2 separate regions of the Homo sapiens genome follow, and region 1 is linked to region 2. Evidence: chromatin loops called from intact Hi-C (ENCODE). Cell type or tissue: mammary epithelial cell. All regions are shown on one strand. Each heading gives the region's core, and the rest is flanking DNA. Links, peaks and the distances in the headings are about the cores only.

Region 1 (16,236 bases), core at 6,841-10,840, 120 kb before region 2:
GTTCAAGCAATTCTCCTGTCTCAGCCTCCTGAGTAGCTGGGACTACAGGTGCATTCCACCAAGCCCAGCTAATTTTTGTATTTTTAGTAGAGATGGGGTTTCAGCATGTTGGCCAGGCTGATCTTGAACTCCTGACCTCAAGTGATCCACCCACCTTGGCCTTCCAAAGTGCTGGGATTACAGGCATGAGCCACCGTGCCCGGCCTAGAATTTTTAAAAACAATATTATGGGGAAGTAGAAAAGATTCTGTGGAAAGTTAACCTTTTGTGCATTCAAGCATTTCTTAAAACTATTTTTAGATGGCAAAAATCTTATGGAAATTCTGGTTATATCATTTAAATGTATTAAGGTATTATGTTACATTTTGAGCAAATGAAATGACATGGTACAAGAAAACAATAGTTTACAATACTTTCAACTCAAGTAGCAGAGTGACCATGTGTATTTATCTCTTCTCCCTCTGAGACCCCATTACCTGATGGTAGAGCAATTTTCTACACATACTGTTGAGCAACTTAGGACAGTCATTTCATCCTTCTTTAGGCTCCTTATGGCCTCTTTCAAGATCAGGAAACGGTTTTGGAGAAATAGAATATGAATTTCTGTTTTACTGCAATCTTTTTCTTCATTCTTATCCTCAGTGTATTTCCAAATTAGAAAAGGACATTCTTCTTGACTCACACTTTGAAAATACGATTTTACCATCTTCTAACATTTTAACAGCTTTTCTGTGACTGGCCACCTTGATAGCCATTTGGCAGGTTCATGTCCAAGGAGTCTATCGCCTTTCATTTCTGTAAGGTCCGAATCTCACTAAGTTCTGCAGGTTTTGAGAAAACTGAAAGGTGGCAAACATCACAGGGCAGGAAACTACTGCCTCATAGCAATGCTGTGTGCAAGGCATGCAGAACATTTAGCAGGCAAGAGCTCTTCATTTTCTTTGGTCAGAAGTTTGTAGACTAAATGGAATTTGCTGCAGTTTACATATGCCCTGTCCCCAAATAGGCAGATAGATGAGCAGACTCTAGTTTGTGCTTGAGCAAGATATCAGCAATCTTTTGTTTTCTGTTTATGTGGAAACATTTTTGTTTTCCTCTACTGATACTGGACAAATATGGTTGAGTGTATTTAAATTCAAGTTTCATCCTTGAGAGCATACTGAATTAAAAATATCACAATTAAGTTTGTTTCGTAAGTGTTCTAAAGTTTCTTTCCAACAGATGACATAGTTGGCTGGTTGCAGGGAAGGGAAATCATATGTTCTACTTTTCTTTGAAAGTTATTGTATTAGGGTTCTCTGGAGGGACAGGACAAATAGCATAGATGTATATATGAAGGGGAGTTTATTAAGGAGTAGTGACTCACATGATCACAACGTGAAGTGCCACAATAGGCCCTGTGCAAGCTGAGGAGCAAGGAAGCCAGTTTGAGTCCCAAAACCTCAAAAGTAGGGCTGACAGTGCAGCCTTCAGTCTGTGTCTGAAGGCCCAAGAGTCCCTGGCAAACCACTGGTGTAAGTCCAAGGGTCCAAAAACAGAAGAATCTGGAGTCCAGTGTTTGAGGGCAAGAAGCATCCAGCATGGGAGAAAGATGAAGGCCAGGAGACTCAGCAAGTCTGTTCCTTCCATGTTCTTCTGCCTGCTTTATTCTATTTGTCCTGGCAGCTGATTAGATGGTGCCCACCCAGATTGAGGGTGGGTATGCCTCTCCCAGTCCACTGACTCAAACGTTGATCTCCTTTGGCAACACCCTCACAGACACATCCAGGAACAGTACTTTGCATCTTTCAATCCGATCAAGTTGACACTCGATATTAACCATCACAGTATCTCAGGTATTATTCTACATTTCATAGTTAAAATGTGGATAACTTTATTATTCTTGAATAAAGCAAGCATATCAATTTTAGCAGTTTTATTTGCTGTCATCTTTTATTTTCCCTTCTGTCCCAGAAGACCATTTCATGGAAGGTCACTTATTGTTTTGTCCAGTTTTGAGTTAGTATGAATTACTACCTCATTAACTTTGGGGGATAGGGGGAAGGGGATAGGTACTGAAATTCTCTTTGATGCTGTTAAAAAAATGTTAAATTTCAGATACTGTACCAAGTTATAATTTATTAAGAATAGTTTCCTATAAAGGGTGAATAAAATGACAATGAATATGTGTGTGTGTATATATACATATATATATGTGTATATATGTTTATATATATATATTTTTTTCTTCTAAAGCCCAAGGTAGGTATAGATGTGTGTGTGTGTGTGTGTGTGTGTGTGTGTGTGTGTCTTTTCCCCTTTCCCGCTTTGTAACTGTGAGAGCCCCAGGTGTTTAGGGGCTGCCCCACGAGTATTTCCCTTGGATAAAAATGTTTACCTTGTCTTCTCAGGGGAAACAACTCTCCAGTTTCACTGTAGATCAGCCATTCCTTTCTTGGATTCTGTGCTTTCTACTCTGAAGTAATTCCTGTTGAACTTTTGAGATTCTGCTCTAAAAAAGATAGGCAGCCAATTTTTTTTTTTTTGAGACAGTTTCACTTTTGTTGCCCTGGTTGGAGTGCAATGGAACGATCTCGGCTCACTGCAACCTCCGCCTCCTGGGTTCAGGTGATTCTCCTACCTCAGCCTCCCAAGTATCTGGGATTAGAGGCATGTGCCACCATGCCCGGTTACTTTTGTATTTTTAGTAGAGACAGGGGTTTCACCATGTTGGTCAGGCTGGTCTTGAACTCCTGACCTCATGTGATCTGCCCACCTCGGCCTCCCAAAGTGCTGGGATTACAGGTGTGAGCCACTGGGCCTGGCCTAGGCAGCCAAATTTTATTGAAGCTACCTTTCATTAAGCTACCTTGGAAAAGGGAGCTGAGGCACAGGAAGCAAACTGAACCATCCTAATATTTTTAGAGATTGAGCATTTGTCATTTCACCAAAATTTATTTCAATAATAAAAGTCCCTTTGACTCCACATTTGATTAGTGGTACTGGAAAAACAGGTACTGCTTCCTCTTCCCCCTAAACTTTCACAGGCAAAATACATTTTCTGTCTCTTTCTCAGTCACTAAGTAGGAAAGGAACATAAGACCTTCTAAGTTGTTTCTGAATATAGCTAGATTTTTTGCTGGTCTTGATCTTCTTTTGGGATTGACCATTATGTTCTCTGACTACCATATAACTGTATGTTATAGTATAGACTTAATCAAGGATTTTGAGGAAGTTAACTAAGTTGGTGTGTGAGAGATACTGCAGAATTTTGGTATTTTGAATGTTATATACTTTATTTTTTTCTAGGAGAGAATATTTGTGAGAATTATGTAGAATCTAATTAATTTAACTATTCCCAAACCACCCCATCATCTTTCACAGTTATTGTTTATCATTTAGCATGATTTTCAGAGCTTGTGCTTTATACATTGAGTTTGAGTTTCAAGAGATGGATATGTTTAATTTACTATTTTGATCATTAGCCTTCTATATTTTTTAAATATATACTGATGTCTGAAGTTAGAGCTTTTAATTAGAATTGTGTCTTGCGTGTGTTAGTTTTGTTAATGCTGGCCTTCATGTTTGTGATGCCAGTAGTACCAAAAACATAGTTCTGCTTGGTAAGTTGCAAACCTTCCCATGAAGTGCTAGCAGCAAGAATGGAGTGAATGTTTATCCTCACAGGGCCCAAGAGCATAGCCCACTCAATACCTGCAAACCCAGCACTTTGTTTTGTATTATGTCCTACAAAATGTGCATATTTTTACTTTATTTAACGTGATATTGTCAGAGGCATGGGAACCAGAACAACTCCATCTTGAATAGGAGCTGGGTAAATTAAGTTGAAACCTACCAGGCTATATTCCCAGACAGTTAAGACATTCTAAGTCACAGAATGAGATAGGAAGTTGGCACAAAATACCAGTCATGAAGACCTTGCTGATAAAACAAGTTGCAGTGAAGGAGCCAGCCAAAACCCACCAAAACCAAAATGGCCACGAGAGTGACCTCTGGTCATCCTTACTGCTACACTCCCACCAGCGCCATGACAGTTTACAAATGCCATGGCAATCTTAAGAAGTTACCCTATATGGTCTAAAAAGGGGAGGCATAAATAATCTACCCCTTGTTTAGCATATAGTCAAGAAATAACCATAAAAATGGGCAACTGGCAGCCCTGGGGACTGCTCTGTCTCTGGAGTAGCCGTTCTTTCATTCCTATACTTTCTTAATAAACTTGCTTTCACTTTGCATTGCGGACTAGTCCTGAATTCTTTCTTGCACGAGATCCAAGAACCCTGTCTTGGGGTCTGGATTGGGACCCCTTTCCTGTAACATATTTCTCTGTCCTGTAACAATATCATTTTTATTGTAATATAAAATTATTTTTCATTATATACCATTAAGTGAATTGATGCATTTTAGAGATATACTGTATTTATTTTGGGGTCCAAATCTCAGAGTATCCCTGCACCCCCCACCCTTGTCCAAGCTTGAGAAGCAAGGTTTTTTGTTGTGCATCCTAGGTAACCTAATGTAAGGGTAGTGGGAGAATGACACTTTTTCAACCATAGGCCACTTTATCAAGATGGTTATCTCACTGAAAGAGCCATCTCTGTGGTAATCTCTGTGATTCTGTCTGCATACTGACAGACCTTTTCTTTCTTTTTTTTTAATTTGAACCTATCATTGTGAATATATGCTTCCTTTATACAGAGTTGACAGTTCAGGATTTTATACATGGTTTTTTCTTTTTCAGGCAGAGTCTTGCCCTGTCACCTGGGCTGGAGTGCGGTGGTGCAATCTCGGCTCACTGCAGCTTCCACCTCCCAGGTTCAAGCAATTCTCCTGTATCAGCCTCCTGAGTAGCTGGGATTACAGGTGCCTGCCACCATGCCTGGCTAATTTTTGTATTTTTTTAGTAGAGACGGAGTTTTGCCATGTTGGCCAGGCTGGTCACGAACTCCTGACCTCAGGTGATCTGCCTGCCTCGGCCTCCCAAAGTGCTGGGATTACAGGCATGTGCCACCTCACCCGGCCCTATACATGTTCTTTAGTGTTTATAATTGAGCCTACTCTTGGTCCACCAGCTTAAGTCCAATGAATATCTTTTAAGACTAAAAACTTTCTGTTTTTGGCATATGTAATTATTTTTACCTTAGTCTTCCATGTTGTTAGTTTGAGATTTCTACTTTAGCCCTTTTTATATTTTCTGCCAATTTCTTTTTACAGTTGATAAAAGAGCAATAAAATTAAATGATTACAGAGATACTGTTGAAAGGGGGAAAAATGGAGCATCACCATGCAGTAGCTGAAGACATCCATTTATCAGCTGATATATGATATCTGATTTAGGTATATGAAAGAGTGGGGTCGATAATATACAGTGGTACAGGTTGTTTGAAGGTCGAATTTACAAAAGTAGAGGGCCATCTGCAAACAATTGAGCAAAGTCAACTGAGGCATCTTAGGTATGTTGGCTTATTCCACATACAGCATTTTTTTCTTTATTCCAATCCATTGTAATACTGCTGTGATCACATGGATATTGCTGGCATTTTCAGTGAAGCAGTCTTTATGAGAGTAATGTGACTGTCAGTAAGCTCTTAGTTTGTAATCTAAATTTGTGAGGATTTTGTATTTGAACATTTTCCCATAGGCTATGTATGATGTGGTAGCAGATTGTTAGGGAGAATTTGTATTATTATATGAGGATAGCTCTTCCATTAGTCCATGCGTTTGAGAATCAGTCAAAGGGGACAAAGCCAGCCCTAGGCAAAACTATGAAGTAATACAAAATTGTTTCCATTTTCCTTTTGCCTTCAATGTGAGTTTTTCTTTCCTCTGGCTTGGTATTATACCCCATTCTTGCCAAGGTAATACTGATATTTATTTCACATTTGGCGTCTTATAAATCCAATATTTTAAATCCTTAGGGGCCTAAATCTGCTGTTTGTTTTTGGAAACGCTTCTCATGGCTTGTTTCCTTGTGTATTTGATGTCATTGATTGTATTATTATTATTATTATTTTGAGACAGAGTTTCTGTCACTCAGGCTAGAGTGCAGTGGCACAGTCACAGCTCACTGAAGCCTCAGCCTCCTGAATAGCTAGGGCTACAGGCACATACCATTAAGCCTGGCTAATTTTTAAAGATTATTTTTGGTAGAGATGGGGTCTCACTATGTTGCCCAGGCTGGTCTCAAATTCCTGGCCTCAAGCAATCCTCCTGCCTTGGCCTTCCAAAGCACTGGGATTATAGGCATGAGCCACCACACTTAGCCTTGTTTGATCTTATTTGAGGCTCCAAATAAGGGAGAGATTTGCATTTGCTTCTAAAGGGATCCAGGGCCTGTAACACCTGATGCCATGTTAGCATCCTGCAGCAATTCTTGACTTAATGTGGAGTCTCAGGTTCAGGCCCCATTCCTTGCCACTGACTGAGGCTTAGTCAGTGGGCTTCATTCTAACTGGCATTCATCCTCAGGGTTACCTATCTTAGCGTTTGCTTACTTCTCAGTGTTTTACTCTGGATTCAAGTCCATTTATTTGCTCGTAGGTTGTTCTTTTGGTTATAGGGTTGGAGTCCTTAGAAATTTGCTTTACATTCTGGGAAGCCCATCAATGCACTAAAAAGTGTTATTTTAGCCAAGAACTAGATGTTTTGTACAGGAGGGCTTATTGGAGTAACTACTCCACCATGCTGCAATGATAGTTTCTTTTTCTTTTATTTTGGAGACAGAGTCTTGCTCTCTTTCCCAGGCTGGAGTGCAGTGGCACGATTTTGGCTCACTGCAACCTCCACCTCCTGGGTTCAAGTGGTTCTCCTGCCTTAGCCTCCCGAGTAGCTGGGAATCACAGGCGCATGCCACCATGTCCAGCTGATTTTTATATTTCTAGTAGAGATGGGGTTTCACCATGTTGGCCAGGCTGGTCCCAAACCCTGACCTCAAGTGATCTGCCCTCCTTGGCCTTCCAAAGTGCTGGGATTACAGGTGTGAGCCACTGAACCCGCCTATAGTTTCTTTACAATTATTTTTTGTTTATTTATTTTTTAAATGAGGGAAGAAGCCTTTGGAGATTGAGAGGCTGAAGATAAAAGCAACAAAGTGGGGGTGGTGGGAAATAAAGCTGAAAGGAAGGTCCAGGGAAGTAGGAGGTGCTAGGATGAAGAGCCCAGAGAGGGAGTTAGTCCTGTTTTGTTTTTTTTTTTTTTTTTTTCTGAGATGGAGTTTCGCTCTTGTTTCCGAGGCTGAAGTGCAGTGGTGCGACCTTGGCTCACTGCAACCTCCGCCTCCCAGGTTCATGCAATTCTCCTGCCTCAGCCTCCCAAGTAGCTAGGATTACAGGCGTGGGCCACCATGCCCAGCTGATTTTTGTATTTTTAGTAGAGACGGGGGTTTCACCGTGTTGGCCAGGCTGGTCTTGAACTCCCGACCTCAAGTGGTCCGCCCATCTCGGCCTCCCAAAGTACTGGGATTATAGGCGTGAGCCACTGCGCCCAGCGTTATTCCTGTTTTGAAAGAGATTACCACCTGTGGCCCAGTGGGCAGCTCTGTGAGCACTGAGGGGAGGGAGGCAGCAGATCAGCTGCCCAGACCTGGGGCGAGCAAGGTGCTAGGCCCAAGACACTGTATGACCTGTGAGTACAGCTTTGTGGAGAGTAGAAAAGGGACAGGGACTCGACAAAGCCAAGCGGAAGCCTGGCTTTAATGGCACTTCCATGGCACAAAACAGTTTCAATATAAACTTATTTTTAAAAAATTATTTTGTGGGACTTATTCTCAAGCATAGTAGATTAAACATGCATGTTTGCTTTCTCCTGGAACTCCAATAAAATATCAGCAAAGGGACTTCTAAAAAGTCATGAATTTATTAGATTGAAGAAGAGAGGGGAACACAATGTTAATAACATTTTGAAAGTTGGAAAATGGAGTAATGATGAGCTTCACTGATCTGTGAAAGCTGAAAGCTAAATGGCTTCAAGGTTGGAGAACTCCAGAAAAAAAGCCAGTTCTTACTCCAGAACCCTGGAAAGTCTTAGGAATCAGAAGTGCCAGGGGTCTCTGAAGGCATTCAGGCTTGGTTGGAAGAAGCAGTTCTGTCCAAGGTTCTGTCCCTTCCCATGTGTTAGGAGGCCACCCCCCTTCCCAGTTTAATACTAGAGATCTGTTATCCATAGAGGCTGAACCCAGAGAGTCTCCTGAATGAACTCTCAGGCAATGGGGAAGGAGGGTGGCCTACTGAGACGAGGGCTCAGTGGAAAGGCCACATATGGAAGGGTAAGGTATCTTGACTAGGCTGCTAGAATGCTGGCACCAGGATTTTACCCACCCTATTCCCTTTCCTGCCAGATTAGTGGATACTCTTATAGAGAAAATGAACCAAAACGGGGAAAAGGCTTACATTTCAGCGTCCCCTAGTGAAGCAGCCCGAAACCCTCCAGTGGGAACCGCCGTTTGGCAGGCTCTGCCTGTGCACACCGCGCTTTCAGTCAGCATTGGCCTCACGCTGGCAGGTCAGTGGAGAGCCAAGGATTCCAAACAGTGAAGGCAGTGGCTGACTTGTGAGAGATCAAAACGAAACAAAAAAGTGATACAAGATAGGAAATTTGTGGAAGTATATTTAAAATTTGTTAATTACCCCCTGTCTAACACAAGCAGTTTCCTTTCCATTCTCCCCAGACTTAAAACATTTTTGAAACTCTTTCTTTGGAATCACCTTCAAAACCTGTGGCATGTTTGTTTTGCCAAACTCGGTGGCGGTGAGTCCTGTGAAACCAGCTTTGTTTTTCCAGATGGCTCAGGTGCTTCGGCTGCCACGGCAGCAGGTTCTCTGCTCTCTTTTCTCTGCTGGAACTGGGCCCTAGAGACTGGGGCAGGCGGTAGGTAGCTCAGGAGGTAAACCCAAAATTGTATAGTATGTGGTTGGGTGGTTTTTGCTTTATTTGTTTAAATACCAAATTTAATAATTTAACCTTATTAGTTATAGGTAAGCAATGCAAAAAACAAACCCATATGGAAAAATGTGGCCCAGAGAAAAAAGAAAGCATGGACTTATTCCTTTAAAATATTGACTTGTAATATATAAGACTTGTAATCTGTATCTGCAGAAAAACAAAAGTGCCTCTAGGAATTCCTGAACTGTTCTTTGGTCATATAATAGGTGTGATTGTTTTGTCATATTTCTGTCTCTTCTCTCCCTTTCTTTCCCTTATGTTATCAGTGGAACAAAATCAATTAAACTTTTCTATAGGCACATTTTATAATCAAACCTGGTAGAGTATATTATCTTTTAGGGTAATTAGAAACATTTCTGTTTGACCAAAATAATAGCAGTCAACCAGAATTATTACTGATCTGATTGGAATGGTACAGGACACAAGCTTATAAATACTGTAGTGCACTGAAATGCAGATCACTTTTCTTTTTAGAAGAGTCCTTTTGCCTTTCCTCTTTATGATTAACCTACAAGAGACATTTTTGGTTTTGCTAATTAGAAGTTTAAATCTAATATTTTAGAATAACTTCAATGTTAGTTTCACTATTAAAGTGGCAAAAACATAGACTCTACCGTGAGTCTTTTATTTTCTGAATATAAGTTTTTAATAAATATAATTTAATTATGTGTCTTCCATTTTAAAGAAGCCAATTTTATTCTGAACTTCTAAGGTACTCTTTTAACCTATTTTTGGAGTACAGCCCTGTTCGATTAAGTTTTTAGTACTTGTATTTGGCACAGTGTAATTTTGGGCAGCATTAAAAAACTGGCAGTTCAACCTTCTGAACGCAAAGAAAACAAAGACAAAAACTCTGTCTTTTAACATTTCTTTTAATGACTGTATGTATTCTGATTTAAATCCATATGTTTCATTTTTCTGGTTGCTTTGTTTTCTAATGATCAGTGAGTGCTTTTTAAAAATAATTTTTTTACTGTCTTCCCTTCCCCTCCTACTGTGTTGGAAGGCATTTGATTAGGACAGTATTGTACTGTTCTCTGCTTCTCTCCCTAAGGACAAAACAACAGTGCTGTCTCACTCAGCACATGGTGCTGAATGGATGCTGAATAGAATGAACTAACAGGGACTGCAGCTTAATTTTGGGTATAGATTATTAGAACCTTAAGGGACCCTAGATATCATCTCGCTTGTCTACTTCTTCCCCTGGTGAAGTTCTTAGGGACTAGAGCAGTGGGGCTTTAGAGTGAGAAAACTCCAGGGATAGGGCTGGGATTTTAGTGACCTTGTTCTGCACAATACGGATGATAATAGCTTATATTTATTCATTGTTTTAGATTATTTGTACATTGGATTTTGAAGGAGTCAAGAACTTCTAGTATGTGTTGATGAATACATAGTGTGTCATCTTTATGTATAAACTAATATGTAGTACTTCAGATGTCTCCCTCCTAACCGGGCCCATAGTACTTGGGGTTTTGTGTTTACAGTGTTCAGTAAAACATGAATTGGTTGAATATTTTCCCCCAACTTTGTGTAGAAACATATCTTTAAAAATAATTTAAAGGATATTTTCCTTTTAATTTTTTTCCTTGAGAGTATAGATTTGAGTTCCAATCTGGTTTCTGCCCCTTACTCTAATTAAACTAACCTATCTGAGCCTTGATGTCTTCATCTGTAAAATGATGATCATAATCATTAACTATTCATCAAGAGTTACTGTCAGGATTAACGTTAACATGACATTGAGTATAAAGTGCTCATCACAATGCCTGTCAAAGGGTAGAGTACTTGGTAAATGTTTGCTGTTAATATGATCTTATAGAAACTAAGACTTAAAATATTAAAATATTTGTCTGGACCTATTGTGGTAATTTAAAACTCTTTAAGGGAGAACTCTTGTTTGTTTGTTTGTTTTAAGAGATAGGGTCTTGGTATGTTGCCCAAGCTGGCCTCCAACTCCTGGGCTCAAGAGATCCTCCTGCCTCAGCCTCCTGAGTAGCTGGTGCTATAGCAGGTGCCACTGCACCAAGCATTGAGAGAGAACTCTTAGGAGAGAAATGTTCTTTCTTAGAGAACTCTAAGTTATAAAACTTTACAATACAGTAAACACACTGAATCTTTGCAAAGACCTTTGCTCAAAGAACCTCAGTTTATTTTGTCATTGACCTGCAAATTTCAAGAACTTTTAAGATTCTTTTTACTGTATGAAATGCTTGAATGTGTTACTATACTTTTTGTAGGTGAGTTTATATTTATTTTTTGGAACTAAGGAAGATATTTGGCCTTATAAGAAAGCTAAGGTGATATAAGTGCTAGTTGGGAAATAATGCAATATGAATGGCTTGCTTGATGTCAAACCTAGTAAGCAGTCAAATCTTGTCAATCTTCACTTAAAATACAATTATTTACTTCTAGATTAGCTGAGAAACAAGAATTTAGAATTCTGAGGAATTTTTTTTTTAGTGAATGGAAGTCTTAAGATATTTCAGCTGGAAATTGCTTATTGTCTTTTGTTAGAGCTTTGGCCTTGAAATATTACATTTTACTTCTATGAAATATGTTTATCATCATCTTCATTATTTTATTAGATTGGTAACAAAGCTGTGTGTATACTCCTTAATTGACCCAACTGTAAATTTGGCCGAGGTTGTGATTTGAGTGGCACATGGAATTGAATAGAGAATCCTTGTCATCATTTTAAGATGTAAAAATTAGGTGTTTTTATACCCCTGGAAGTTAAAAAATCAAATCAGGCACCATCTGTGGTTCCTGAGTGCTTGGTCTCTCACCTTCCGTAATTAAAAAACTGTGCTGGCTGCTTGGCTGAACAGGGATGTTATTAAACTGGCATTTGGTCTGAAATGTTTCTTAGGGAATCACTGAGTGATTTTAAGTGTTCTTTCTTGGGCCTGGGACATTGCATCCTGTAGAATGAGTTAAGGAGTGACCATTTAGCAAACGTACATTGAGTATATATTACATACCAACAAATCAACTTGTTGGAGTAGGTTGTTAACTTGAGTTATGTTGGACAGCCTTGGCAATGAGAGGGATTTTAGTTAGATCTGGTAACTAATCATGCAGTCCCAGAGACAAGTGTGACTTACTCTTTTATTTTTTTTTCTTCACTAATAATAGAGCCAAGCCCGATGTTTCTTGGAGTGAGATTTAATTTGGTTGTTGAACTTGAGTCTTGCTGTGTATCCTTTTTAGCATCGATTGCTGTGTTCAGCATGATTTAATATTCTTTTTAAGATTTGTACTTACCTCTCACGGGGTTACTGTGCCAGTTCTTTGTGGCAAAGCAGGATGAAATTTCTTTATAATTTCTGAATGCTAGGTGATATTGTAGCCTAGAAAAGAAATTGCTAAACTTTTTTTTTTTGAGACTCCAAGTGCTTTGATGCTTTGCAATTAACTGCTGGATTTTTTCTGAGATGCTTGGGCTCAGTTCAGCAAATTGTATTGAGTACATACTATGTGCAAGCTCTTTGTGAGTCATCATCCTCTAGAAGTATAGAGTCCAGTAGGGGCCTGCCTGCTTGTAGACAAAAAATGATGGCATAATGTAACCAACATATGCAACGCAAGAGGCATGCACAAGGCATAGATACTTTATAGATTATTCAGGGTGAGACAAGGGAGTGGGTTTCATGGAGGATATGAAACTGAGGATGGTTCAGATGGATACAGATGGGCTTTTTAAAAACTAGGTTTTTATTGTTGGAGGCTATTCCAGGCAGAGGGAATGTTACTGAGGTGTGAAATGGCATGTAGTGGATAGCTTGGCATTGCTGGAATATACACTGCAGTACTGGAGGAAGATAAATGTAGAAAGGGATGCAGGACCTATATCTCCAAGAGTCTGGCATGCTGTACTTTGGAGCATGGAATTTTTCTGATATATATTAATCAGCTTAAAGTAATTGAAAAGATCTAAGCCAGGAGAGTGAAAGGATGGAGTTTAGTTAGCTCTGTCTGATTGCAATCTGGAGTTTGGATTGCAGAGGAGTAAAATTGGAACTACAATACTAACTAGTTATGAAGGTTAAAGGAGTCCAGGAGTCAGTTTTCTTTCTTTCTTTCTTTTTTTTTTTTGAGACACAGTCTTGTTTTGTCACCCAGGCTGGAGTGCTGTGGCGCGACCTCAGTTCACTGCAACCTCTTCCTCCCGGGTTCAAGCAATTCTCCTGTCTCTGCCTCCTGAGTAGCTGGGACCACAGGCGTGCGCCACCATGCTGGACTAATTTTTGTATTTTTATTAGAGGTGGGGTTTCACCATGTTGGCCAGGCTGGTCTCGAACTCCTGACCTCAGGTGATCTGCCTGCCTTGGCCTCACAAAATGCTGGGATTATAGGTGTGAGCCACCACACCCAGCCCAGGAGTGAGTTTTAATTTAGTAAACTTGTTTAGCTGCACTGTGGTGATGAGATAATGAACAAAAAAGCATGACAATGGTGGAACTCTGGGGAACATGCCAATAGTTGAAACGTATTTTGAGGAAGCAGACACTGGGAAGAAATAGAAAAAGAAGTTGGTTAAAAATAAAGTATTATAAGAACTGAGAAAAGAAAGAATTTCATGAAGGAGTAGGTGTCAGTAATGTCCAAGACCAGAAGTCACATGAGATACTGACTGACTTTGGGAATTTGGAGGTCACTTACCTGTAGTAGTTTGGGATAGGGGAACATTTCCATTGGAATGGTAATTTGCATCCTGCCGTTGCCACTTATTTATTCTGTGACTTGGGAAAGCCCTTTTACCTTTGACTCATTGTCTGTAAAGAGGAGGTTGGCCTCTTTAATGGGGTTCAGTCTATGATCCGTGGAGTGCCAGAGGTTCATAAAAGGTACCTTCAGGCCCTCCCATCAAGAAATCAAGGGTAAGGCCAGATATTTGTTGGGGAGGGAGGGATAAAAGTCCTCTACCCCTGCTTCAAACAAAGCAGTGAGAGCAGCTTGATTTTTATCTGTTTCATATATTTGGCTTTAATGTAAGATTTCATTGAAAGAAACACAGTGCAGTATAAGAAATCTGACAACTACTGGCGTACAGGAGCCTAAAGTACCTTCAAGCTTTAAAAGCTGTATTATTAACAGCAGGTGTTGAAAGGTCCTATGCTAGATGAAGATCATCATAGATGCTAACCTATTCATGATTTGGATTTTATTCAGAGGTCAACATTAATATCTGAGTTTATATAATGATAACTGTTTGTATTCTCATTAGGAATGAAAATGTAACTTCTGAACAACTGTATTCTACTGTGTACTTTGTTAAAAAAAAATCTTTTTATGTGTCTTACCAGGTTCTGACTCAGAAGATCTTTTGGAAGAATTGCTGTGCTGTTTGATGCAGTTGATCACTGATATTCCACTCTTGTAAGTTCTGGCTAGGCCAGGATTTGTTTTATCTTCTTTGTATATGGCAGATAATCATTGATCATGTTGAGAAGTTTGTGGGTCCTTGTATAGAACTTATATGTGTGCCTTTTAAGGATTCTATATCCACAGAGTTCTTTTCTCTCTACCTAATATTTAGACTGACTATTCATTGTCAAAACAAAAATGTTACGTTGTTAAGGGGAAAACAGTGAAACTATATTAAGAATATGGTAGGCACAGAATTAATCTCTGTATTAAGAGATCTTATAGATCTTTGGAAACAAGATTTTAAGAGAGAAGCAGTTTGAATCTACTTCATATTGTGGTAGACACAGTGAGTTGAGTTCTCCTTATCTTCCTGACTTCCTGATTGTATTTCCAGCCTCTTTTGAAGCCAGGTTTTCGTTTCCAGCCTTCTTTGAAGCTAGGCATAGTCAGTGAGATGTAGGGGAAGGTCCTCCAATGAAACCTCTGGGTAAAGCTCTCTAAAAGGAACTGATTGAGTCAGCTAGGAGGCACATCTTTTTGATCTTAACAGCCCTTTCTCCTGCTGTCTGGAATGTGGATAGTCTTTTGAGTTGCATAGCCTTCTTGGCACCATGAACCAAGAGACTTACAGAAAATTCTGTTTTGATGTCATTGAGCTGCTGAACCAAAGCCAACAACTACCAGTACCACCTTTTTTCATCCTGGACTTCTCATGTGACAGAAATAGACCCTTATTTGTTAACACTGCTGTAACTGGGCTTCTGTCACTGCAGCTCAATGCAATTCCTTTGTGATTCGAAATGTTCATCTCATTTGTTGCTTTTAAAAATTTAAAGTAGAGACAGGGCCTCACTATGTTGGCCAGGTTGGTCTCGAACTCCCAGCTTCAAGTGATCCTCCCACCTCAGCCTCCTAAAGTGCCTGGATTACAGGTGTGAGCCACCGTGCCTGGCCTCATTTGTTACTTTTAAAGCAGTGATTCTCCACCTTTAAAAAAAAGTATTGGCCAGGTGCAGTGTCTCACGCCTGTAATCCCAGCACTTTGGGAGCCTGAGGCAGGTGTATTGTTTGGATGCAGGAGTTGGAGACCAGCCTGGGCAATATAGTGAGACCCTGTCTCTACTTAAAAAAAAAAAAAAAAAATTAGGCCGGATGCAGTGGCTTATGCCTGTAATCTCAGCATTTTGGAAGGCCAAGGTGGGCAGTTCATGAGGTCAGGAGTTCACGACCAGCCTGGCCAACATGGTGAAACCCCGTTTCTACTAAAAATACAAAAACTAGCTGGGCGTGGTGGCGCATGCCTGTAATCCCAGCTACTCAGGAGGCTGATGCAGGAGAATCGTTTGGACCAAGGTCGGGAGGCAGAGGTTGCAGTGAGCCGAGATCACGCCACTGCACTCCAGCCTGGGCTACAGAGCGAGACTACGTCACAAAAAAAATAAAAAATTAAAAAATTAAAAAAATATATTGTCCCCCTGAGAAGCCTTGTTTGACATTTCTTTGATAATTGCCTCTCCCACTTAATGAAATTTGAATCCCCAGACACACTGAATATCTGTTTATGTCCTGCAGCCCTTTGGAGGACCGCAAACCATTATTATTGTATCTATGAAGATTTTTACTTACCTCTGTGGAACCAATTTACATCTCCTGTTGAAAATGCATATGTACAAGGAATTATTTTTGAAATAAAAAAGTAGATTTTAATGTTTCTCATCACAGAATCTCAGTCTACATGGAGATATAATTGGAAATGTGCTATTTGTCTATGGCCCCAAAAGGAAAGACAGGTATTTGTGAGAAAATAGGCTCCAGGCTGCTGTCGTACATGAATGCAGCATCTAGAATTTTAATATAGATTTCGAAGTGAGAACCACCAACCCCTGTCGTGATATGGCCTGGTGGTATGCACCCAGGAAAGTA
Region 2 (16,236 bases), core at 4,080-8,079:
GATGCGCATTTTATAGAGCATCACACTACACTTTTAAGGATTTATCTGTGTGCGTTTTAGAGAATTTTTATAGCAGTTCACCCGTGTATTAGTTTCCTATTGTTGCCATAACAAATTACCAAAAATTAGTGGCTGAAAGCGCAAACTGGTCATTTTAAAATTCTCTAGTTTAGAAGTCCACTGTGGGTCTCACTAGGCTAAAATTGAAACAGAGCTGCATTTCTGTCTGGAGGCTGTAAAGGAGAATCTGTTTCCATGCCTCTTCTAGGTGTTGGAGGCTGCCTGCATTCCTTGGCTCATGGCCCCTTCCTCTGTTATCAAAGCCAGCAACAGTAGATTGTTGAGTCCTTCTCATACCTCATCACTCTGACCTCCTCTTGTGGTTCCCTCTTCCATGTTGAGGACTCTTGTGATTTCCTGGACCCTTCCTGATCCAGGATTATCTTCCATCTCAAAGTCAGAATCATAATCACAAGGTCGCTTTTGCCATGTAAGGTAACATTCATAAGTCCAGGGGATTAGGACATGGACATTTTTGAGGGAGCCATTATTCTGTCTGCCAGAAACCCTTGTCTCTTCCCCACCCATTGCCAAAGACATGACTTTTTTTTTTTTTTTTTTTTTGAGATGGAGTCTCGCTCTGTCACCCAGGATGGAGTGCCGTGGTGCGATCTCAGCTCACTGCAAGCTCCACCTCCTGGGTTCACGTCATTCTCCTGCCTCAGCCTCCCGAGTAGCTGGGACTACAGGTGCCCGCCACCACACCCGGCTAATTTTTTTTTGTATTTTTAGTAGAGATGGGGTTTCACCCTGTAAAGACATGACTTTGAAGGATAGGAAAGCTAACTAACCAGTCATAAGTGAATATCATTGCAGGGCTTTTTAGCATATGGGGGTACTTTTTTGACTTCCTGTAGGATGTTCAGTGTTGTCCAAGTAGGTCTCAAATAGAACCCCAGTGAAGTCATATTGTTTCCTTTAATTCTTACTTTTGGGGCAATGCAGGGTTTCTCTTCTTCTTTTTTTTTTTTTTTTGAGACAGAGTCTCACTCTGTCACCCAGGCTGGAGTGCAGTGGTGTGATCTTGGCTCGCTGCAACCTCCACCTCCTGGGTTCAAGTGATTCTCCTGCCTCAGCCTCCTGGGTAACTGGAATTACAGGCACACGCCACCACGCCTGGCTAATTTTTGTATTTTTAGTAGAGACAGGGTTTCACCATGTTGGTCAGGTTGGTCTCAAACTCCTAACCTCATGATCCGCCCACCTTGCCTCCCAAAGTGCTGGGATTACAGGCATGAGCCACTGCGCCCAGGCTTTTCTTGTTTTTTTAAAGACAGGGTTTCACTCTGTCAACCAGGCTGGAGTGCAGTGGAGCAACCACAGCTCACTGAAAGCTCAAACTCCTGGGCTCAAGGGATCCTCCTGCCTCAGTCTGGGCATGTGGTTTTGACCATTCAGTTTTGTTTAGCAGTCATTGGTGGTGATAACAACTCCGTATCACTTTTAAATGCTGATCTCACATTCTCTTCATTGGTTAGCCATTGATTGACCTGGGCTCATTTTTAACTTACTCAAAATTAAGTTGTCTGTTTATCTTCAGAATTTAGTACAGGATATTTTGCATTGACTCACTATTTAATTTATGTCTGGTCTTAATACATTCTATTAGATTGTTTTTTGGGTTTGTACTTGAGAGATCATCTAGTTGACTGACATTGGAATAATGTGAACTTCACGATTTAAAATAAACATAGCAGTCTCCTCCTACCTTGGAGTTTTTCAGGTATTCTGAAGAGCCTTTAGTTTCCAGGAGTTAACCTTTGTCACCATGCTTTATTTCACCATAACAGAGTTAATGATTTCTGTGCTGCTTTGTAGGCTGTTTTTCTGTTTATGTGCAGTTTTATAATGGTTTCATGAAGATTTCATTACACAATTAACTTTTCTCAAATGATAAATGAACATTTAGCTTGTTTGATATGAAAATGCCAAATTAGCTGGTTGATAATTTAAGTTCTGATAAAATACATTTAGCACGATTAAATGTTTTTGAGATGCAAACAATTTTTTAGTTGGGAAAAATGCATATAAAAACACTGTGTCCAAGTTTTAATCTGTGATGGCAAAAGTAGAAAATAAACCAATCATATTTGAAGAAATAAGAAACATAGTTTAGATTTGTGATTTGAGAGCATTTAGATTGTTTATCATCAATAATGAGTAGTGCTTTACTTCATTTTAATAGATTGTTAGTTAGCATAATATGAATAACGAACTATGTTAAGCAATGCAAGAAGTATCAAAATAAATAATAAAGTTTCCTGACCTCAAGCAGCTTGCATTTCAGTAGCAGGAATAAGACCAGGACCCATCTATGTGTGTATATATATATATATATATATATATATATATATATATATATATATGATACAAGGATCTTTTATACAGCAGAATGTTATATGAAATATATATTATTATATCTTAATATTACAATGAAAGAAAAATTGCTATGGAGGGGGTGAATGGCTGGTTCCAAGAATGGCAAGAAGGCTTCTCATTGAAAGATTAAGCAGGGTGGCTACAGAAAGATGACATGATAGATAAGAGAAACTGGCCTGATACAGCAATCATCAACTACAACAAACCAAAGCAAAACAAGAGAGGGACTATGGTGAGAGAGCATGATTTATATGTAGAAAATAACCAGTTTCATGGAACTGGCATGCTGTGGACCTCTATGGGGATCACAGGTGAGAGGCCTGAAAGAAACAGCTGGGGCTATTACTGTGGAGGGGCTTAAGGGTTGGACTCACAGTTTAGAATAATCGAAAGGAATGGAGAGAAAAGAAGGTCTTTTCTTAATAACAACAAAAAAGAAAGTGTGATTGAATGAGTTTTTAAGTGGATTTTGAAGAAAAGAATTTAAGGTAAATTTCTTGAGTCACCTGTTTGAGCAGATGATAGTATCATGGTCTGTTTGTCGCACTGAGGGAAGTGTAGTTCTACCCAGCTCCCACATGCTGCCAGCACTTTTCTTGTTCAAGGACCACATTTGAGTAGCCGGTGCGGACCAGAGCATCGTGTCATGCAGGAGGGAGCTTGTTGGAAGTGCGGAGTGTAGGTGTGGCTTTTGACCTACTGGATCAGAGTCTTCTTTCTAACAAGATCCCCAGATGATTTGTATCCACATTAAAGTTTAGAAAACACTTTTGAGTTTTGGCCTGGAAATCATTATGTATTTCCTGAGAAAATATTTGTCTTGAGCTGGAAATGGGGGCCAGCTTTTTTGTACTTTGAGGAAACTCATTTCCTACTAAATATTTGTGTTTAGGGTATAGAAATGTAAAGTATGATAAGGGATGCATGACAAAAACTGTTTAGATACCCAGAAGGGTTATTACAGCAGTACAACTCAGAATTCACCAGATGCTCTAGTAACCACTTCAAGTGAGAAGTAAGCAGTTTTCATATACATGATTCCTAAATCCTCTTTTAGAAAGAGACTACACAATTTTATATTTGTCAGTTGCAAAACTTAGAAGAGTCAGTATTTCACATGATCTTCAACAAAATGCAAAACAGATAACATGTTACATTGCTATGAAAGGATGTGGATAAATCTTTGAAAAGCCTCCTTAGCTGGACATAAATGTAAGGAATGATTCCTTACAGTACCTAGGCTGTTGCTCATACTTAATGACCATGTGCCTTCTACAGACTCTTGGTGTTCTAGGAGAATCACAGATCTAATTTGAGTTTTGCTTAACTTTGTAAGTCTTTTGGATATGCCATAAGTGTGCATATTTGCTGCGTTCTTTATTTGGGATTATGAGGTTATTGAATTTCAAGACATTTATAAAGAGTAGATTATATGCAAGGCATTGCTTTAGATTAGAAAGATACCATTTACTTCCAGCCCTTAAGACTGTCCCTTATTGTCTCTCATGTCCCTCCACTGGCTGTTTCCTCTGGCTTCTCCTTCACCCTTTGATTAACAGGTAGTTTTCTCTAGTATCTCATTCTGTCTTGTTTTCTTCTGTCTTTACACATTTTCTCTGGGAGATCACATATATGTCTATGACTTTATCTACTGTCATTTGTATACTGAAAATCACCTGATAATGGTTAGGCTTTGTGTCCCCACCCAAAATCTCATCTTGAATTGTAATCCTCATAATCCCCACATGTGAAGGGAGAGAACAGGTGGAAGTAATTAAATCATGGGGGCAGTTTCCCTCATGCTGTTCTCATTCATGATAGTGAGTCTCAAAAGACCTGATGGTTTTACAAGGGGCTCTTCTCCCTTGGCTGTGCCACTCTTCTCCCTGCCACTTTGTGAAGAAGGTGCCGTGCTTCTCCTTCACCTTCCACCATGATGTAAGTTTCCCGAGGCCTCCCCAGCTGTGCTGGACTGTGAGTCAATGAAACCTCTTAACTTTATAAATTACCCAGTCTCAGGCAGTTCTTTTTTTTTTTTTTTTTTTTTTTTTTGAGGCAAGTCTCACTCTGTTGGCCAGGCTGGAGTGCAGTGGCACAATCTCAGCTTACTGCAACCTCCACCTCCCAGGTTCAAGCAACTCTCCTGCCTCAGCCTCCCAAGTAGCTGGGATTACAGGTAGGTGCATGCCACCATGCCTGGCTAATTTTTGTATTTTTACTAGAGATGGGGTTTCAACATGTTGGCAAAGCTGGTCTTGAACTCCTGGCCTCAAGTGATCTGCCCACCTTAGCCTCCCAAAGTGCTGGGATTACAGGTGTGAGCCACTGTGCAAGCCTCGGGCAGTTCTTTATAGCAGCGTGAGAACTGACTATAACACCACCCAAATCTAAATTCATAATCTAGATCTTTCTCCTTCACTGTACTGGCAGACAGTACAATGTAGAGGATAAGCACATAGCCTCTGAAGCCAGACTGCCAGGGTTTGAGATCTCAGCTCCAGAACTTTACTACCTATGGAATCTTGGTGATGATGTTCTTTACCTTCTCTATGCAGCAGTTTCCCATCTGTAAGACGGGAGCGGCAGCAGCTGCTATCTCAAAGGATTATGGTGAGGATGAAGTGCGTTGACATTTGTAACGGCCTCGCACATAATTTGCCCTGAGTAAGCATTAGCTGGCTGAGCACCAACCCCACTAGGTTCACCACCTGGGTATCTCATGCTTACTTCAGACTTTCATTATGTTTAAAACTGAACTCGTTTTCAAACCTACTCTTCCTTTTAAATCCCCTGTCCTAGGTAATGGCCCTCACCACAGTCACCTAAATTGCCAAGCCAGTTCTGTAACTTTTCTCCCTTTCTCTCAAATTCTATCTTACTGGACCCTGAAGTTGTACCTAACTGCCATTGTAATTTGCATGTATATGCTCTTCTCTTTCTCCATGGCTGCTGTCTTGGTTCACATGTGTGTCGTCTTCACCCACACTATGCCAGTAGTCTGACTGGGTCTTTTTGCCTCCCTACTCACCCCTGCACACTGCTGTATTCACTGGAAAAGCAAATCTCATTGCTTCTTTTGCTTAAAAATATTAAATGGCTTCCTATTGCTATCAGGTTAAAAATCTGACCTGTGCTCTTCACTGTGATTTTGCCCCCCAGGGGACATTTGACAATACGTGGAGATTTTATTGTTATTGCCAGAAGTGGGAAAGAGGTTGCTACTGACATCTAGTGGGTAGAGGCCAGAGATGTTGCTAAACATTCTACAATGCACACTACAGACCCCACAAGAAAGCATTACCCAACGCAGAATGGCAGTAGTGTCAAGGCTGAGGATCCCTTTCTTAAAGTGACATAGTCTGGGCCCTGCCCTTTGCCCTTCGTCTTCAATTGCCATTTGCCATATACCCACTGCTTCTGCTTTACTGAATCATTACAGTTCCTTGCTCTTTCACAGCTATATCGCTGAATCTAGATAAATGTGGTCTGGAACTAGAAAAAAGTTGAGGCAGTTCTTTGTGTCACCTCTTTTTTTCTGTAGGTTTTTCTTTTTCAACCAGCTTCCCACCCCTTTATTCCATGTCTTTTATCTTGAACCTGCAGTGGCTTCTTCAACTTGCTGAGGTCTCCCCAGTTCAGCTCCTAGGCCTTTTGTTTGGACCAAGCTGCTGCTAACATAGTTGTTTCATATTCCCCATTCTTCAGATTACAAAGAGAAAGAACCCATTTGGCCCTCTTCATCTCTTCGTAGCAGCCCATGGATCACTGTCAGTTTCTGGCCTAGGGGCTAGTTACTGGGGCTAGAACAGGAAGGAAAGACCCAGGAAAGGAGAAAGCTACATGTTAGAAGATCTGGATATGGTTACCTGGCTTCTTTCAGAAGTAGGTGTGGGAAAGATAGAACTTCCAAGTCTTACCTGTCCAGTGTAGGTACTTACAACATACTGGCCTGGCCTGGAGTTGCAAGTCCTGTTGCTTAAGCAGAGTAATAATTACTGGAGATAAAAGACTTATTTTATATTTCTTTGCATTACTTTACAGAGAGTTGCTCTCTCTAGGCACACAATAGACTTTTAATAAATAGTTAGTGACTGATTCTTAGAAGATGGGCTGGCATCTGGAATTTAAACTTAGTTCTGGCACCCACTATTCTGAGACTTCATGCAAGTTGATTAGCATCTGGCTATATTTTGCAGATGTCTGCTGCCGCTTGAAACTAGTGAAGTTGATGATCTGGTGTCCATAAGATGCTTTAGACAGTGCCAGACTCTATTGAAAGCTTTCTGGGTTTTCACACCTCTTGAGAATAAAGTAATACAAAGTATAGATTAGGTTTTAATTAAAACAATTTTATGAGAGCAATACAGTTATTTCTGATAAAATTTAATCATGCAATTTAAGAACTTTAAAATTCTCAAATCCATGACTTATGCTTTCACTTTTTCTCACAGCCATCAGGAGTGAGTATATACACTTCAGATTTTAAGTGTATGGTTGTGCAACTTCCGTGTAGTAGTCTCAAGCTGGCATTTTATATGAGTTGCCTTTTCCTGCCCTGCACTCATGATGACACATATTTTAATCACCCAGCATTTTTTTGAAGACTACAAAACAGAAGTTGGTTGTTGAACTACGTGGTCAGCTCCTCTATTTTGGGCAAATAAGATCTTTTAGACCATTCAGGCTCATGGAATTAAAGAAAGAAAGACAATTTGCCCCCAGCCTTCATTTAAATAATTCTTTAATAGTAACTTACCCCAACAGGCTTCCTCACTTCTGTTCCCACTGAATTAAGTTTTCATGGGTTTTTTTCTCAAACATGAAAGGGAATATTAATAAGCAAATTGACCTATTTGTTGGGATGAATTTATATTACACACACACACATGCACAATTCAAATATGTAATAACATAATATATGATTATGATAATTTTAGAAATATTGCCTTATTTTTTAAAAAGTCCATTTAATGATAAATTTATACCTGCCATCCTCAGTGTCTCACCACTTATCTCTCTTGTGTTACATTTAAGGCTAGTTGAAGTCTGGAGGTTTAGACAGTCGAGGGTATTGACTCTTCACAGCTGGTAAGTGGCTATCCCAGGTTTGTCCAGATCAAAAGCCTGGCTCACTCCAAGAATGGCAGAATACTCTTTCTGAGAGTGACTCGCTCACCATGGGACCATGGATCCAAACTCCTGGGATTGATCTGGAACAGACAGTTCTCTACAATCTAAGGTAGCCGTGCCCTTGGTGGTCATTCAGTTTGCTTTCCCCTAGCCCTGATTCCACCTGCCTCCCAATCTATCTAAGTACCTAAAGTTATAGTAGCAAAGACAGGAAGGTCTTTTCCACTTTTTTAGAACTGACATGTTTGAGACAGGTATGGATGTGTTCAGGTATTACAATACATGGTATGTGGAAATTATCCTGGAAAAGAGTGATAAGAACTGTGTGTCTTTTAGCCTGAGACAATAATATTTTTTATATCTAATCCTTGATATTAAACTTTATTTTTAATTTAATACTTATGAATGCCTACCACTGCTGAAGTCCTCTTTAAGATATGTTTTTATTGCAGACGAATGCCATTTGTTGTATCTAGAAATTAAGTGTTATAGTTGGTTTTTTTTTTTAAACTTCGATTTTATTTCAACCTCATATTATTGTTAGCACTGTAGTCAGGAAATTATTTCTTTAGGGAAGGAATTATCTGATGGTAAGAATTGTAATGAATGGTTCAGTTCTGTTTCCAAAACCTTGCTGAGTTATTTAACTTATTTTTCATCTCTTGAATGAGATATCATACCTACTTCATTTGAGTGGTGTAAGAGTTAATGATGGCTTGTAAAGTCTTGCATCTCTATTTTCTCTATTATAGTATTATAACATTTTTGAGATATTTTGAATCTAAAAATAAATCTGGATAACATCTCTACAAAAGAATGTATTGGTCTCTGCTAATATTGCAAGATTCTGATTCCCTGCCCAATGGATTTTTGAATTGCCTATATTCCCCAAATATTTTTCTAACAAAGAAAATGAAGATCTCACTGAACATAGATAGAAGTTTTTAATAATTGTTTTATTGTAGATTGGTAGGAGATCTGAGCAATGGCTTGCAGTATAAATACTTCTCTTAAATGTATATGATTTCATTTTTTAAAAGATAGAATTAGCTTGCTCTTGCCCAATGCCCAGGCAATAAAAAGGTTCCAGTTTCTTCATTCCTTTGGTCTTTGCTGATCCTTGTTTGATCTTGGCATAGCAGTAACCAGGAAAGGAAGGAGGAATGTTTGTCTTGAAAATCTGGCTTCCTGTATTTCCTACAGCCAGTGGTACTTTGAAGGCAGCTAAGTTTTTCAGGGAAATCTGGCTTGGTTTGCTTTTTTAGTTTAGTCCTTTCTTAAGGAGTTACATTGAGAACATTTAGACAGCTCCTCTCTGAAAATTTATAAGTTTCCAGTAGAAAATGGTTACCTATTCAAAAAATTGCTAGTATTGTACAACAGGGTGTCTTGGCAGACTTGATGGGACACAAGAAAACTTCATAATTGGTTTAATTTCAGTTTAGACTGCTGGCACATTCAAAATGTCAGCTTTAAAGAAACATGTCATATGTTTATCAGATTGTTTATTTCTTATAAGTAAAGACCTTTGTGGACAAAATTGCCACACAGCAAATTAAACTTTAAAATAACTTCCATAGAGCTTTATTGAATGTCACCATCATGTTACAGAGGTAACTTGGTGTGGTTCAACTTTGTCCTCTTAGCCATGAATTATTAAGCCTCCATTCCTGTTTATTTTTATGAAGGTTGTAAGATTTTTACCTACTTTCAAGCTAACAAGTTTACCTGCTACAGTTTTGTAGATTCTGGTAGGACACCCAAGACTCCTGGGTCAAGGACAAAGGACAGTTTGTTATTGTCCTTTTTTTATATTTTTTATCATAAATTATTACTCGCAGCAGTAGTAGGAGCCAGAATATTCATTTCTTGTGTGGTTCCCATACCCACAGGGCAACATGACAAGGGCCAGGTGACACCTGTAAGTGCAGTGGGTTGCAATACAGGAGCGGAACCCAGAGCTTGGGAATCCCCAGTCTTTTATGATAGCCTTCAAGCACACCTGCCCAACCTTTGCTTTGAAGGGAGACATCTTTAATGTATTTGATAGTAAACTACTCTCTGCTCTAGAGAGAGACACCATCTCTGTCTTCCAAGTCTGTTCACTCTACAAGCATCCACGCAGAGATAGCCCGGAGCACAAGGCTGCTAATGCCTCTGCTTTTAAGATGTGCAAAACATGAGAGAGTGGGGAATTGTCTCCCAACACTCCTTACCTAGTTATGAATTTCTGTTGCCATTGGAAAAACCTGTCACTGTTTCAGTAAGGTAGCCAGTTGATACTGCTCTAGGTTTTATCTCTCAGTTGCTAATGCATTGTATTTAAATATCTTAGAAGAAGCAAAGGATGGAATGGCCTCATTCCTCTTTGCTTTGTACATGTGTCATAATGAACCTCCAACTCAGATGTCAGTGTCATTAACTCCACCTCTAAAGCCTTATTTACAAGTCATAAAATTATAGACTTAGAAGGACCTTTAAAGATCATCTAAGGCAAATTTCCACATTTTACATATGGGAATATTAAAATCTCGAGTTATGTGACCAGTCCAAGTGAACACTGTTGCAGAAGCAGACAAAAAACCAAGTCATCTAGGTTCATAGCCTAGTATTTTTCCCAGAACAGAGAGAAAAGAGGCACGCTTTCTCTCTGTCTTTTACAAAATTGTGATATTTGATATGTTATAAAATGCTAAGGCCAGATAAGAAAAATAGAGTGACTTAATAAAGCATTTTCCTTCTTGATGAATTGCATGTGTTTCATGGACTTTTAAAAAGTACCTTTTCCAAGACAAAGAAACAGTGTTGTGTTAACAGGAGAAATGGGAATAAACAAAGGTAAAAAGATTTAAAGTGGCTCACGTGTCCAATGTAAATACATACTGAATCAGATGTTGCAGAGATAGGACAAACAAGGGAAGAGAGAATGCTTCCTTAGGAGAGACAAGGATAGTTTGGAAAAGCTAGCTTTAAAAAGGTAGGTAGATAACTCCCTATCACAAGTATTGTGAGTTTTCCGAGCATTTACAATTTGTTCATTTGTTCAATGTCCTTCAGTTTCCTCCTTTACAAACTGGGACTACTGTCCTAGGGCCACTGTGAAGACTAAATGAGTTAATACATTTAAAGTGCTTAGAATGGCATCTGCTGAATAGCAGTCACCTATCGGGGGAACCAGCCCCCAATATTTCAATGTAGGTTCTTTTCTATTTTTCCTAAGTGTCGGCTGGTCTGAGAAATAAAGAGAAAGAGCACAAAGAGAAGAATTTTACAGCTGGGCCGCCGGGGTTGACATCACATATCGGCAGGTTCTGTGATACCCACCTGAGCTGCAAAACCAGCAAGTTTTTATTAGGGATTCTAAAAGGGGAGGGGGTGTACGAACAGGGAGTAAGTCACAAAGATCACATGCTTCAAAGGGCAATAAAAGATCACAAGGCAAAGGCAAAATTAGAATTACTGATGAGGGTCTGTGTCCCACTGTGCACACATTGTCTTGATAAACATCTTAACAGGAAATAGGGTTCGAGAGCAGAGAACCAGTCTGATTAGAATTTACCAGGCTGGAATTTCCCAATGCTAGTAAGCCTGAGGGTACTGCAGGAAACCAGGGCGTATTTCAGTCCTTATCTCAACGGCATAAGACAGACATTCCCAGAGTGGCCATCTATATACCTACCCCCAGGAATGCATTCCTTCCCCAGGGTTGTTCCTTGCTGGGAAAAGAATTCAGCAATATTTCTCCTACTCGCTTTCTGCAAGAAGAAAAATATGGCTCTATTCTGCCTGACCCCACAGGCAGTCAGACCTTATGGTTATCTTTCCTTGTTCCCTGAAAATCGCTGTTATTCTGTTCTTTTTCAGGGTGCACTGATTTCATACTGTTCAAATACATGTTTTACAAACATTTTGTACAGTTAACACAATCATCACAGAATCCCGAAGTGACATACATCCTCAGCTTACGAAGATGACAGGATTAAGAGATTAAAGTAAGACAGGCATAAGAAATTATAAAAGTATTGATTGGGGAAGTGATAAATGTCCATGAAATCTTCACAATTTATGTTCAGAGACTGCAGTAAAGACAGGCATAAGAAATTATAAAAGTATTAATTTGGGGAAGTAATAAATGTCCATGAAATCTTCACAATTTATGTTCTTCTGCTATGGCTTCAGCCAGTCCCTCTGTTCCGGGTCCCTGATTTCCCGCAACAGTTACCCAGTAATTATCAAAGGAAAAAGATCTTCCTTGTTAGAGGGCTCACAGCACCATGTCTTGTTCTTGATGGTGCAGTAGGTATTTGAATGAATGATGAAATTCTGATACTTGAATTGAGCTAAAACAAATGGTTAAAATCTACTGGCTCTATAGGTAAGGAGGAACCAGTGTGCCTATAGACTACCTTGTTTTTGGGTTTTTTTCTTCTTCTTCTTCTGTGAAGCTGGTATCCGTCACACACATACTGGATCCTATGCAATCGGTTATTTGTGTTATCCAATAATATGAGTATTATTTATATTTTATAATGAAGAAACTAAATGTCAGAGAAGTAGCTTGTCTATGGACAGTGACAACATTGGTATTTAAACCTACACCTGTGCTCTGTCTACAACACCTTCCTTTGCCAGTGCTTCTTATAAGTGAAGTTTTAAATTAAAAACAAGTAATTTGTGTACTTGGTCGTTTAATATAACACTTTACTTAGGGGCAGTTGTTGCCAGTCTTTCTAAACATGTGATCCCCCTGTTGACATGTTTTTAAAAACTCATTGACTATCTTTCAGTAGTTACTGACTGAAAAGATTTGAGGGTGAATAGTGGGGGTCCCAGACACCCTGTGACAGATGGTCTAAGCAGCTTTTCCCAATCGGAGTTCATGAGAAAATCAAGTCCAGCGGAGAACCAGTTAAGTGAGGATTTCCTCAGTTCTCCCAAGGAGATAGTCATACGTAGCAAATACCCTCTAAATGAGTAGGAGAGAAGTTAGTTGATGACAAAACTTTTGCCTTCTTAGGAATCCTGGTTTAAAAGATCTGTGAGGACTTCGGGGTTTGAGGTCCACTGGTTAAGAAAAATTACTATAGGAACTCAATGTGACACTCCTCCTGTTAATGACTTTTTTAAAAAAAAATCTAAAATGTGCCTGCTTTCTTCATTAGTCAAACATGAAGATTATATTGAAGCGTAAGAGTATTTGTCTATTCTTTACTGAATAAACTTTCATGGACCCATTAGTCCTGGAAATTCAGAAGTATATACAACTCTGTCATAACTTACTGCCTGATATCGACATAATAATGGTATCTGAGTACATAAGCCAATCAGAGACCTTCATAGCATTATGAACTTCCAATTTAGGATCACTCAGTATTAAATGAATCACTGAGATTCTAAGTATGTTCTCTGAGAAACTAAAGAGACTGGTTCTAGCAATGATTTTTTTTTTCTTTTTTCTTTTTTTTTTTTTTTGAGACAGAGCCTTGCTTTGTCACCCAGACTGGAATGCAGTGGCATGATCTCTCAGCTCACTGCAACCTCCACCTCCCAGGTTCAAGCAGTTCTCATGCCTCAGCTTCACAAGTAGCTGGGATTGCAGGCACATACCACCACACCTTGATAACTTTTGCATTTTTAGTAGAGACAGGGATTTACAATGTTGGCCAGGCTGGTCTCGAACTCCTGGCCTCAAGTGATCCACCATCCTTGGCCTCCCAAAGTGCTCATATTACAAGCGTGAGCCACCACGCCCAGCCCTAACAATGATTTCTTCGTGGAGTATTTTAAACAAGAGTAGGTATTTAGGGGACATATAATCATTTATCAGATATTTTCTGTGTGGCTACCATGTGTCAGACATCTCCAGGCATTGGCAATTCACACCATAGACTCATGCTGTCTTCAGAGAGCTTATTGTCTAGCAGGCTCTGTGTTTTACTGTGATGAAAGTGGGACCCAGGAGAAGGCAGCCCGCTCACCTGAGTGTCACGGAAGCCTTACCAGTGAGATGATTGATGCTTGAGTTATATCTGGGAAGAGGAGCAGGTCTCCTCTTTTAAAGTAGCGAGGAGGCAGCTCTTTTCTCTGTCCATCTGGCTCTTGGCCGTTCCCTAAGCTTCCTTTAGAAACCCTAGGTATAGGCCGGGTGCGGTGGCTCACGCCTGTAATCCCAGCACTTTGGGAGGCCGAGACGGGTGGATCACGAGGTCAGGAGATCGAGACCATCCTGGCTAATACGGTGAAACCCCGTCTCTACTAAAAATACAAAAAAATTAGCCGGGCGTGGTGGCGGGCGCCTGTAGTCCCAGCTACTCGGGAGGCTGAGGCAGGAGAATGGCGTGAACCCCAGAGGCGGAGCTTGCAGTGAGCCAAGATGGCGCCACTGCACTCCAGCCTGAGCAACTGAGCTAGACTCCGTCTCAAAAAACAAAAACAAACAAACAAAAATAACGCTAGTTATAACTTGACGTTTTTGGGTGTACTTCCCTTTCAGTGACCTACAGAAGACGCAAAACTTCCTTCATCGAACTTGACTCCCACAAGGTGATGAAAATAAACCATGTATTAAAATACAACCCATCTAGAGGCTGTGTGTCAAGCTGACCTTCATCCAATTTTAATTTGTTTTCTTACTCAGGAAACTTTATTTTTCAATGTATATTACAGTTATAAGATGGTTGAAATACTCAGATTACTTTATGCATTTTTATTGTTATTATTATTTTTTGAGACGGAGTCTTACTCTGTCACACAGGCTGGAGTGTAGTGGCACTTCCCACTCAGTGCAACCTCCGCCTCCCAGTTTCAAGCGATCTTCATGCCTCAGCCTCCCAAGTAGCTGGGACTACAGGCACACACCACCATGCTCAGCTAATTTTTTTGTATTTTTAGTAGAGATGGGGTTTCGCCATGTTGGCCAGGCTGGTCTCAAATTCCTGACTTCAGGTGATCTGCCTGCTTCGGCCTCCCAAAGTGCTGGGATTACACCCGTGAGCCACTGCACCCAGCCCAGATTACTTTAAATTAGATCAGCAGTTCTCAGCCACAGTGGAATGGTGGGGTGGGGTGAGAGCAAGTGGAGTGTAACTCCAGGCAGCCTGTCTGACTCATCTTTGCAGAAAGACGCCTGAAGAACATGTGTGGTGCATGTTGTAGTGCTGGGAAAATGGTTGATAACTCGCAGCGTAGAAGGTGACTTATCGTAGAAACTGAATTTGTACATTATTAACTTAACGACAGTCGAAGCATAATTATTATAGAAGCCTCAAATGAGTGATCAGCTTTTTCCTTTTTAATTTGAAAAATTCGAAATATGTTTGAAGAGAATTATATAATGAAACTTTAGATTGTCAGCCCCTACCTTCGGCAGATATCAGTTCTTGACAAACTATTTCATTTATTTCCCCTCCTTTTTCTCCCTACCCTGGATTATTTGGAAGCAATTCCTGACATCATTTCATCTATCAGAATTGCATTATGTAAAGAGGTACATTTTTATGAATATCCATTTATTATTTGGTCCCTCTACAAGTGGTGGAGAGAAAAATAAAATCAGGTTACCACCATCTTCCAAAACATGGAAATTAGCCATAGTTTTGGTCCTTAGTCATTTAGAATCTGATTGAGTTCGGGGCTTACTCTATCACTCATATTGCTAGTCAGTGTTATATGGATGCTGTCTTATTTAATTATAAGTCTAGCCATCTATAAGGTACAGAATTTCTGTTTAATAGGTGAGGAAACTGAGACTCAGACTGAAACTTAGCCAAGGTCATGTAGCTAATAGTGTGGAGCTGAAATTGAAATCCAAGTTTGACCCTAGCGTAGAAATGTTCTTTTTGGCAGACCTGACATTGATAAAGCTGAAAAGGATAGGCAGACATCATCTACCTTATACCTGCACTCAGATTCTCAGTTGTGAGTGAGTAGAATGTCCACTATATAAAGTTTCTGTGCAGTCTTGGATCACTTCTGTGCATTGATTCTCGAAGTGTGTTCTGTGGGCCACAGAGAGTCCATGGAGTCTAAGCCTTTTATAATAAGACATCATTTGCCATTTCCACTGTGCTGACATTTGCATCAAGGGTACAATAGCAAAGTTGGGGTAAAACTGCTGAGACCTTAGCATAAATCAAGTGGTGCCTAACTGTACTAGTACTCACTATATTTTCCACAACCACACACACATTTGTGGTAAAATAAAAACCATCTTCACTGAAAAATGTCCTTGGCGAAATAGTAAAAATGATTAGTTGTTATAAATCTTGACCCTTGAGTACATCTTTTTGATATTTTCTGTTGTAAAACTAGAAGCTCACATAATGCACTTCTACTCCATACTGGGTTCCAATGATTGTCTTGAGGAAAAGCAGGTGTGTGATAGAGTTGTGAGCTGAACTAGCCACTTTTCTGATGGAATAGCATTTTTACACGAAAGAACATGAGACAGTCTTGGCAGAGAGGAAACTGCCAGTGTTGGTTGCCAATAAAAAAAATTTTCAAGTCAAAATTAAAATTTCGAAAAACTTATATTTGGCATCATGAGTTTGACAACTTCCTAATAATTTAGACTTTTGTTATAACATCAATGATGTTAGTAAATATGGATTTTAAAAACTATTATTTGATGAAATGTGTCAACATTTGGAAGATCTGCATAATTCAGTG

The links. Peaks named below come from ENCODE experiments on the same cell type or tissue, not always from the same donor. Only the 100,000 strongest peaks of a DNase experiment are listed, where the experiment ranks them.
Region 1: it touches region 2 in a loop (4-fold over the local background); 1 of 110 quality-filtered maps calls a loop at or near these places.

The regions. Positions count from the first base shown.
Region 1 is chr18:49,361,247-49,377,482 of GRCh38, reverse strand. It overlaps DYM (dymeclin), which reads left to right. Exons shown (of 18, transcript NM_001353214.3): 6 at 14,250-14,322. Among named protein-coding and RNA genes, the nearest start is that of DYM, 91 kb to the left of the region's middle. In mammary epithelial cell, for the core only: no CTCF peak of the experiment used is centred there; a DNase peak (open chromatin) is centred at 8,502; H3K4me3 peaks cover 739 bases; H3K27ac peaks cover 723 bases.
Region 2 is chr18:49,240,472-49,256,707 of GRCh38, reverse strand. The region is part of intron 13 of DYM (dymeclin); the gene reads left to right. Among named protein-coding and RNA genes, the nearest start is that of MIR4744, 200 kb to the right of the region's middle. RefSeq lists an enhancer at 5,580-5,759. In mammary epithelial cell, for the core only: a CTCF peak has its summit at 5,661 (motif pointing left); a DNase peak (open chromatin) is centred at 6,977; H3K27ac peaks cover 834 bases.